Regions from separate parts of the Homo sapiens genome. Here region 1 is linked to region 2. A link is a contact called in ENCODE Hi-C or POLR2A ChIA-PET data. All regions are on one chromosome and are shown on one strand. The core of a region is the stretch at or near the end of the contact, and the rest is flanking DNA. Distances in the headings are between cores, read along the strand shown.

Region 1 (5,067 bases), core at 287-2,786, 380 kb after region 2:
CACACCCGGCTACTTTTTTTATTTTAGTAAAGACAATGTTTTGCCATGTTAGCCAGGCTGGTCTCCAACTCCTGGCCTCAAGTGATCCACCCGCCTCAGCCTCCCAAAGTGCTGGGATTACAGGCGTGAGCCACCACGCCCGACCTCTATTATAATCTTATGGGACTACCATCCATAATGGTTCATCGTTGACAGAATATTTTGTTATGAGGGGCATGACTGTACTAATTTACAAGAAACAGAAAATGGAGGATACTGTTACAGAGGACCACAGGCATCCAATCCATAAAAATCTACAGGACAAAGTACTCAGTTTTTCAACTGATTGCCAGGATAACAAAACAGAGAGGGACATGGAAGGGGAATCTATGGAATAAAAGATTTAAGAGAAAAAGGAACCAACTATAATATGTGCAGCTGATTTTTATCTTAATTCAAACAAGCTGTAAAAATTGTGCATATGCATTTATGAGATAATTATAAATTTAAATACTGACTAGTTTATGATATTAATGAATTATTGCTAATGTTAGTTGAATTTATTGTTTTGTGGTTACTTTTTAAAAAGGAATTATTATCTATAGAACTACATATTGAAATATTTGCAGATGAAATAACATATTGGCTGGGAGCAGTGGCTCATGCCTGTAATTCCAGCAATTTGGGAGGCCAAGGCAGGAGGATCACCTGAGGTCAGGAATTCGAGACCAGCCTGGCCAACATGGTGAAACCCCGTATCTACTAAAAATACAAAACTTGTGGCCAGGCATGGTGGCAGGTGCCTGTAATCCCAGCTATTCGGGAGTCTGAGGCAGGAGAATTTATTGAATCTGGGAGGCGGAGGTTGCAGTGAGCCGAGATTGTGCCACTGCACTCCAGCCTGGGTGACAGAGCAAGACTCTGTCTAAGGAAAAAAAAAAAGAAAGAAAGAAAGAAATAACATATCAAATTTGCTCCAAAATAATACAGGAGAGAGGATATGTGTAAAACAAAATCAGGCCACATGCTGCTAATTGTTAAAGCTGGACAAAAAGTACATGGGGACTTATTACACTATTATCTCTACTTGTATGTATCTTTGAAATTTTTTTCATGTTAAAACATTTCTTTAAAAAAAAAGAGTATTATGAAAGTATCTGGTTTCTACGAAAAATGATTATTTTTCCAAAAGAGAGAAAAGACTGGCCCCCCTCTTTCTTGTATTTCCTCACCTCTCCAAATAATCTGCTCACATTTGTCACACTTAGACATGTGCTCCCGACCCAAACAGAAAAGAAAAAGTAACCAGAATTCTTGTAGCATCTGTTAGGTGCTAAATAAGTAGAAAGAGTTCTAGTTTAAAATGTGTGACATTCACTTGTGAAGACAGAGAAGCTGAGAGGGGACCCCGTCCTTTGTTAGATGCTGCTCTGCTCATTCTCCATGGCTCTTGGAAACAAGAGCCCAAAGAGAAACTGGTCCTCAAGAGACAGATCCAAGACTGAGCACAGGCTACGCCACAACCTCCACCAGCTGTGGGAAAAGACCATGTGGGGTGTGAATGGCAGCACCCAGCACTGTGCCTGCCGCGTGGTGGCGCTTTATAAATGTTTGAGAAGGGAGAGAGGAAGTTGATTTAGTGGGTTTAGTTTTTAATTGGGTCTGAATAAAAGGTGAGCTTTTGCAATATCCTCTAATCCCCCTCATATATCCTTGTTGCAGAAGGAAAAGTTGAGTGAGAATGTAATTGCCAAGACCCCTTAAAGTGACATTGGTCATAGCAAATGTAGCAGCTTCCTGCCTTACTAAGAACTTTTAGGACGTGCTGGGCTGACGCTGTCAGCTGCTGCTTTGTAAAAATAAGCCCTATAATTAGATTGCTACTCCTTATGAAGCCCACTCAAGTGCTATCCTTTATTTTTAACCTTTATCACAGTCCTCAAGACAGAGTGTGTAGGGCCTCGCCCACAGCTGCTGAGTCAAACCCCAGCAGGCTCCACCCTTCCTGCTCCCAGCTGCATTCCGCTAAAAAAAGGCCTGCCAGCAGCCTACGCAATGGAACGCGGGGTCTAAGCACACAGACGGTTGCAGGGAATCTAATATCCAGGCAGCACTGAGAAAGAACAGCTGCGCCAAATTTGAATCTTCTTTATTTACTCAGCCAGGCAGCTAACACACACAAATAACATTGTTTCATCTTGAATGCACAGAATTCACAACTGCCTTCTTAGCTCACTCCTGTTGCTCAACAATCCTTTTTTACACTTGCATGTTTAATGTAAATAACTTTCACAGAGTCTTCCACTTTCTCTGTATCGATATTACGAACCTGTTGGCATAGTTAGTTGAGACAATAAACATTTAATAATCTTGTGGGTCAGGAGTGGGAATGCCAGAGGAATGCTTATAGCAAAGTCAAGGGAAAGTATTATAGGGCAAAGGGATGTAATGGGGATTTCATTATATTTTGTTGCTTTCTTTTTTGTTGCTTATAACTTGGTATTCACATTCTCTAACAGATTCTTTGAAAAAGTGTGTGCATAGCAAATAGGGCTCCATTTAAATGGACACATTAGGGTGAAGGGTCTATAGAGTTGTTCACTGCAGGAATTAATGTCATACTCTGTCTGCACAAATAATTGTATTAGGTGACAGGCAATACCAACGTTTATATAATTTGTGCTATATATAGCAGATGTAACTCAGAGGCTGTGTACTTAATCCTATAAAAATCTCAACATAAGACACTCTTCCTCCAGTGCCCACAGATCCCACAAACCCTTTGCATTCTAATTAAAGCTCTGCTGGGGTTAAGGCTAATTGGTAATAAAACCCAGGCCTGTGAGAAAGCCTTTCTGTAAAACAAAGAATCCATTTGTCATGCAAATAAGCAGCCTCCAAAGTGGTAAATTTGAATTTTGAATGTTCACCTGTTATCTTAACATTTCTTAGAATGTGGTTCAGCCAGTAATTGCTAGATCATTATTTTCCAGTTTTCCTCATTGCCATCCTTCAAAGAGCTAAAGGGCATGTTATTTGTATTGTTAAATTAATATTTTGTTGTTGTAGACCTAAAGTAAATGAATCACTGTAGTTGTCTTTGGTTTTCTTTGGAGAATGTGTTTGCATTCTAAATATTTTCCAATACAATAATTTCTTTGAGAAAATTTGTCGGTTTCCTTAAATAATAATCTTCAGGTTAGGCTTGAAATTCAAAAGTATGGTGGTTCCTTCCTGATGAAGGTCCTTAAAGGTCTTTACACTCCATTCTTGAGGAAGTTTCTGGGCACTAGAGGGCGCTCTCAGCACACTGGGACGGGATTTGTTAGTTGCACAGAATTAAGAGCCATGCGCTGATTGTTGGGCCTTGGGCCCTGCTGGGGGCCCAAAATCAGCCTGCAGAAAGAAGCCACCTCCGTGAGCCTGCATTGGCTCTCAACTGCAAAGTGCCAATTCATCTGCCTTCAGTGAACCAACTGACCAAACCAACTGCTGAGCTTTCTCCCCCAGGGGAAAGGCTGGCTGCTACAAAGATTCTTTTTTACTCATTTCTGAATAAAATATTTCATGGTCAACAATTGTTTTCACATGCACTACCTTGCCTGCTGTCCTTCACTGACAACATTTCAGGGTCTCGCAAGGCATGGAATACAATGCATGTTCAGGACTGCAACCTGATGGTGATGTGTAATGAAGTTTAGTGTTGGATTTCGATCTTGGCCAAATGGTGACTCCTTGGTGACAGGTCATGTGCTTACTTCCTCAGCAGATGAGTTCTCCTCCAGCCTCACTTGTGACCAATGATGTATCATGAACACAGGCTGGTGCTGAAGCTCAGTATGTAGCCCCCTTGGCTAGAATACACACTTGATAATAGTAGCAAAGTGAAATCAGCAGAGTGTAGCAATGCCCTGAGAGGACCTAAAAGAACTGGGTGAAGGAGGCCTTAAGGATTGACAACTAATACCTAATGGCTAAGACCTAAGAGGGTAGAAGCAGAAGAGGTCCTCCACAATTAGCATTTGGCACGTAATAATGTGAAGCAAGACACATCACTTCCTAGTAATATGCTATAAACAGGTGATAAAGGGCGAGGGGTTGCTCCCCAGTGAGGAATCCAGTCCAAACCCAGAGACCAGCTCACAGCCACCCGAGTCCAAAACAACTAGATCTTTGTTAGACAATTGCCATCCAAACCAGAGTGTTATGAAATGAATTGTGTACCTCCACCCTTCAAATTCATATGTTGAAGTCCTAATCCCCAATGTATTTGTATTTAGAAACAGAGCCTTTATGGAAATAATTAAAGATAAATGAGTTCATAAGGGTAGGGCCCTAATCCAGTAGGACTGGTGACCTTATAGAAAGAGAACGAGACACCAAAGATCTCTCTCCACAAACGCACACAGATGAAAGGCCTTGTCTATGTGAGCACACAGTGAGAAGGTTGCCTTACTAGAAACCAACCCTGCTGGCACCCTGATCTTGGACTTCTAGACTCTAGAACTGTAAGAAAATAATGTCTGTTGTTTAAGCCACCCAGTCTGTGTACATTCTTTTATGGCAACCCAAGCAGACTAATAAACAAGAGGTTATGGCAACACTGACAAAATTCTTGAGGGATCTTTGAGGAATACAGAACTCTCCTGAAAAAAAAAAAATGAAGGAGCATTAAAAACCAGTTTTAGGTGTTTTACCTATAATCTACCTTGTTCATGTAAAAACGACAGCAATTTCTTAGGTAAATTTTGTGCAAATATCCCATTTCATCAAATCTAAGAAACCAATGCTTATAAGGCATTACTGTATTTGCTATTAAGAGAAGAAAAGTGACAATTGTTATGCTCCATGTATTGTAAGACAGTTTTTATTTCAAAGACGGTAAAATGTGAAAATATGTATGTATGTACATATACACATATACGTAACATATACATATACATCTTAGCATTGATTGGTAAGATTAACTCAATGTTTATTGACCCATTTGCCAGGAACTTTTTGCCTATACTAGACACTGGGAAAATAAAAATAAGCAAACAAGATGTCAAGTCTCAGGAGTACTAATTCACTAACCCTTTGAAGGCA
Region 2 (4,801 bases), core at 165-2,664:
TATGGAATACAAATTAATGGGCTACTGTGGAAAAATTGGCCAAAGCTATACCTACTCTAAATTAATATCAATAGGGGACTGCTTCCTCCTGCATCTTTTCTCAATTACTTTTACTTATCTTAAGTGGTAGAACTATATCTTTGAAATCTTTGCTGGTCAGTTCCCTTAAGAAAAGTGTTTCTGCAGTCACATTTCAACTCTTTCTCAGATGGACATATGCCACTTTATTCTCCCCAAAACTTAGAGTCTTCAAATTTAGCCAGAAATAGGCTAAATCCTGAAATAAATAAAGCATTTCTTATTTTCTTTTTGATCAGTGCTACGTAGTTAACTGTGAGGAAAGATTTTTTAGTAAAGAACAAAACTAATCTCCATTCCCAGTGTACCATCCCATTCTCTAGGCCCACAGCTTGGCCTGCATCTCAATGGGAAATTCCTGACAAGCATCAGGGGCTTCCCAAATAGATATGGGCTTTCTCATTCCTCCATGAAGTCTTCCCTGATCAACTCAATCTAAAGTCATTGTTCCCTGCTTTTGAGTGACTTAGGCATTTATTCTTCATACTACCCTTAAATAAATTCTTGATCATGACATTTTATAGCTAGAAGAAACATCATAATAAATCCATTCCCCTACCACCAGTTTTTTTAGATAAAGAAGCTGCAAACTAGAGAGATTAAATGTCTTTATCAAATTTATACAGCTGGTTATTAGGAGACCCAGAACCAGAATCCAGATCTTCTTACACCTAGCTCAGGGCCACTTCCCTCCTCAAAGACACACAAACCACCTGTCATTTACTTAATCCTGTCTTTCACTATTTTTTTAAGTCTTTTCCATAAATAAGACTATAGCTTGCATCCCATTCCTTGATATTCATTCATATTTTTACCTTTTTTATTCCACCAAGAGCTATAGCAGAGGGAAGGAAAAATACTCCACAGGCCCCTGTCAATTGGCTTAACCAGTTCTCTCTATCTAACAGAGTTCTGCAGCTAACATTTAGCATTTTCTGATACCTTTTATCTCAAAACCTTTAGATAAACTTCAAACGCCATGTCATGACAATATTAGAATTGTATTTACATTATGTATACACATCTCTTCCTTCCAACTATTGCTAACAATACTGAGTGACAATGATAACAACTAGAAAAACAAATAAATAGAGGATTATAGCAAATAGTAACCTTAGGTACAATTGCCTCCTTACCTCTAATTGGAGAAAAATAAAGATTAGCCAACTGAAGGAGCAAAGAAATAGCAACATAACTATTGAGCAAAAGAGCCACAGCTTCCAGGATGATCTCTGAGCTCCTTGAGTTCTTGAATGGCTTAAAGGCATATTTTCCAAGTGGCTCAAACACATTTTTGGAGAAATGAGAGCTGTGGAAAACAAAAATTCACAAGTGATGGGTGAAGGATGCAATGTCATGTTTTGTAGCAATATGGTAATTAGTAGTGGGTGTGGAAGGCGGAGTTTTCCTTCTGTCACTGTGTTAGAAAATGATACTTATAACTTAAGTGCTGACTCTCATTTGGCACCAGATCAAATACAACAAAAGGAACGGAAGGCTGAAAGCCAACACAAACTCAGAACATAAAAAAAAAAGCACAAGGGAAGTTCAGAGGGGAAAAAAATTTCTTTCCTAAATCAAACGGCAGTACAGTGCACGTGTAGAGGAGGCTTGGGAGAATAAAGTGGTGTGCTCTCATCTAAGAAAGTATTCCAGATTATTTCTAGATAAGAAAATCACTTTTTATAAGAAAAAATAAAGTTTGAGATTAATCCCCCTACCATACTCCAGATATCATGTACATGAGCGGCAGAGTGTTAGGAAGTTGGAGAGGCTAGGATCTCTAGTTTGGAAAAAATAGAGTTTTAATCAAGTCATCATCTTGTTTACCTTAAATACCCACAATTTTTATTTGTCAATTATACTTCAGTAAACCTGGAAAAATAAAATCTATACTCACAAAAATGTTTCATCAATTTCTAGTGTATAGAATGCGTTCATTCTGAGTCTCTAGAAAATATCAAGTGTATTACAAGAATTTAATAAAAAATTGTAAATACAACAAGCTCAATTTTATATTTCATCATTTTTAAACTCTGATAATCTAGTTCTGGCATAAGAAGTTATTTTACAGAAGGATATTTTCCTGCATCCTGCCCTCAGCCAGAGCTTATACTCTATTCCAAAAAAAAAAAAAAAAAAACCTTGGGTTTTCTTCCTGGGCCCAAAAATATGGGTTTACTACAAAATTGAGGAAGTCTCCTGGTTCTATGGACCTCAGTCACACAGGCTTTTAAATCAGACAGACCTCAAGAGCAGAGGCTGGCACTGCCCAGTTCCTACCTGCTCTGTGGCCTTAGGCATGTTACTTGAGTTCTCTGAGCTTCAGTTTCCTTCACTGTAAAATGGAGAAAATTTTCACTTTATAATGCTTTTGTGGAGAATGAAATGAAGGTGAAAAGTTTATGCATTCCATAAATGTTAGATTATCTCTTCTCTACCCTCTTTAGCGATGTAGTGAAGTTTAATTCAATTATTAAATCCTAGAAAAGAATGAACATTCTTTATCTTTCCCACAAGATAAAATTCACCTAAAGTTTACTTAAACAAAAGGAAGTACAATGAAAGTATTTTGGAAAACCTATTTTTTAATCTAAGAGAGAATTGACGATTTATAAATTAGAAAAAAGTCCAGAGATTTAACATCCTCCTTTACAAAAAAAGGAAACTAAGGACAAGAGGGTGTGAGTAGTGTCTCAAATCACTGCTGGCTGGTTAATGATGGAGTGAAAACTCAAGCCCACAGATACTGCTTTGTAATCCAACCATTTTGTCTTAATATTGCACTATTTACAATATTATTAGCAATATTTCTCTCTGAACTGTCAAAATTTTAATTTGGGCCCTATTTTACCTTGTTCAATAAACTACTTCTTAAAAGACCAGTTACACAAAAATGATTTTTCAACACAACAAATGTTTTTGTGGCTCTGTACTTAGATGCTGCAATGCAGGGATAAAGAATAAACTTACTCTAGAAAAAGACTGATGCCTTGATCCCATAACCTTTGCACTTGCATCAGATCTGGAATTCATATACACAAGCACAGAACTTAAAATTGGAAGTTAAATTATGTCCTTCCTGTTTTTATGATCTGCCCCTTTTCCTGTCTGCTTTCCAAATTTTTGAGGGAATTTCCCTGGCTTGCTACCTTAGGTAAACATTTATTCACATGAGAAACTGTTTTAAATAAAATCCAGTTCCTCCTTCCGCCTTTAACCACTGTTAGGCCCTGGAATATCCTTATTAATTATTTAACCTTATGACAGTATCTTAAGAAAGATGACATACTTATTTCAAGAAGACTATATTCTAGGGCCTCTTTTCATGAAATAGGATTTAGAAATGAGGAAACTTCAAGTTAAGACAGGTAACAGTAGGCAAGACTTTCTGAAATTCTAGAGCAATGAGTCACAGTTGGCACGATTTTGGTGTAAGTTATCAGGATTACATGTTATATCTCAGGATTTGACAAGAGGTAAATGAGCACCAATTCAAGCTTCGGGTTTATGGTCCGTCCCTGGCTCAGATACTTGAGCATGAAGTTTCTGGGTTTTTTTTGTTTGTTTGTTTTTCAATTAAATCTGACAAGCAAATCCATGTCAAACATTTACTATCTGCCCACTACTGTGCTAGGAGATTTGGGGGATATTTTAAAAAGTAAGAGCTGCCCTGGCCAACATGGTGAAACCCCGTCTCTACTAAAATACAAAAAATTAGCCAGGCGTGGTGGCGCGCGCCTACGGTCCCAGCTACTCGGGAGGCTGATGCAAGGGAATCGCTTGAACCCAGGAGGTGGAGGTTGCAGTGAGCCGAGATTGCGCCACTGCACTCCAGTCCGGCGACAGAGTGAGACTCCGTCTCAAAAAAAAAAAAAAAAAAAGTAACAGCTGCCAATGAATTTGCCATCTAACCAAATTGAAACCTTATCCGCAGGGAGACAGACGCCCAAATTGATACTATACATAAGAAAGTGCCTGAGAAAACAGACCTTGATAAACTGAAACCGTTGAAATAGCGGGTTAGAAATAAACTGTTTAAGAAGAGAGAGGAGGGTACTCTTTCTTGAGGGTATGATAAAACTTTAGAAATAAATATTCAGAGGTATAAGCATCTGTAAATATTAGAAATTAAAATAAGAACTCAATATAAACAATGACAAAATCCTAAATTTTTAAATGAAGCTGGTATTTTTCATTCAAGAGCTGCAAAGTAAGAAATTTCAGGAAAAAAGGTCAAAGAAAACCTCTATTCTGTATTTTTAATATTGAAAAAAAGGTTCTAAGATATGTTTGATTAAGCAATTTGAACTGCATCCATGGCTGCTTTGAATTCAGAATTAATTATAGAACAACATGGTTTCAGTTCACTTACTGACTAAATTACCTTAAAATGCATTAGGCACTTACTGCTTCTTCTCTGCGTACAAATGATTACATCTGAACATCAAACAGCCCTGTATTCTCTGTATCTGTTAGAATGATGAACTGACATTCAGGAAGATTAATCATTTGCCCATAAAGGCAGAATAGGGATTGAATCCTCCTATGTTGGGCCCCAAAACTCATATTTTTTCTACCTCTTTATGCTGAAGTATGTCAGGTACACCCCATGTAGAGTCAACAGAGTAGAAGATATATTAAAGTCTGTAAGAGGGCATTAGGTGGACATCAGTTTCCTCCAAATCTGTTAGTACTCAGGTCTGCACTCCTCGCCACATTC

The links. A loop is a pair of places that touch in the nucleus more often than their neighbours do. ChIA-PET counts read pairs that join two places held with the same protein, here RNA polymerase II (POLR2A).
Region 1: a loop to region 2 is called in a map of PC-9, with 3 times the contacts of the local background. The contact joins the enhancer-like site here to the promoter of TNFSF18 in region 2. A Hi-C loop is called at or near these places in 1 of 168 maps with a recorded cell type or tissue (PC-9). POLR2A ChIA-PET finds 5 or more read pairs at or near these places in 1 of 52 experiments (activated B cell).

What each region holds. Positions count from the first base shown.
Region 1 is chr1:173,428,100-173,433,166 of GRCh38, forward strand. All of the region lies in intron 1 of PRDX6-AS1 (PRDX6 antisense RNA 1), which reads right to left. All of the region lies in intron 2 of LOC100506023 (a long non-coding RNA gene), which reads right to left. It also overlaps a transcript of TNFSF4 not described here. Among named protein-coding and RNA genes, the nearest start is that of PRDX6-AS1, 31 kb to the right of the region's middle. RefSeq lists an enhancer at 3,171-3,465. Within about 2 kb of position 1,537, at least 34 of the 41 ENCODE cell types and tissues checked have a DNase peak (open chromatin) inside an H3K27ac peak, as active enhancers do; they include PC-9, where a contact is called at or near this core.
Region 2 is chr1:173,049,527-173,054,327 of GRCh38, forward strand. TNFSF18 (TNF superfamily member 18) reads right to left here and starts at 1,415. Exons shown (of 3, transcript NM_005092.4): 1 at 1,215-1,415. The coding sequence starts at 1,370.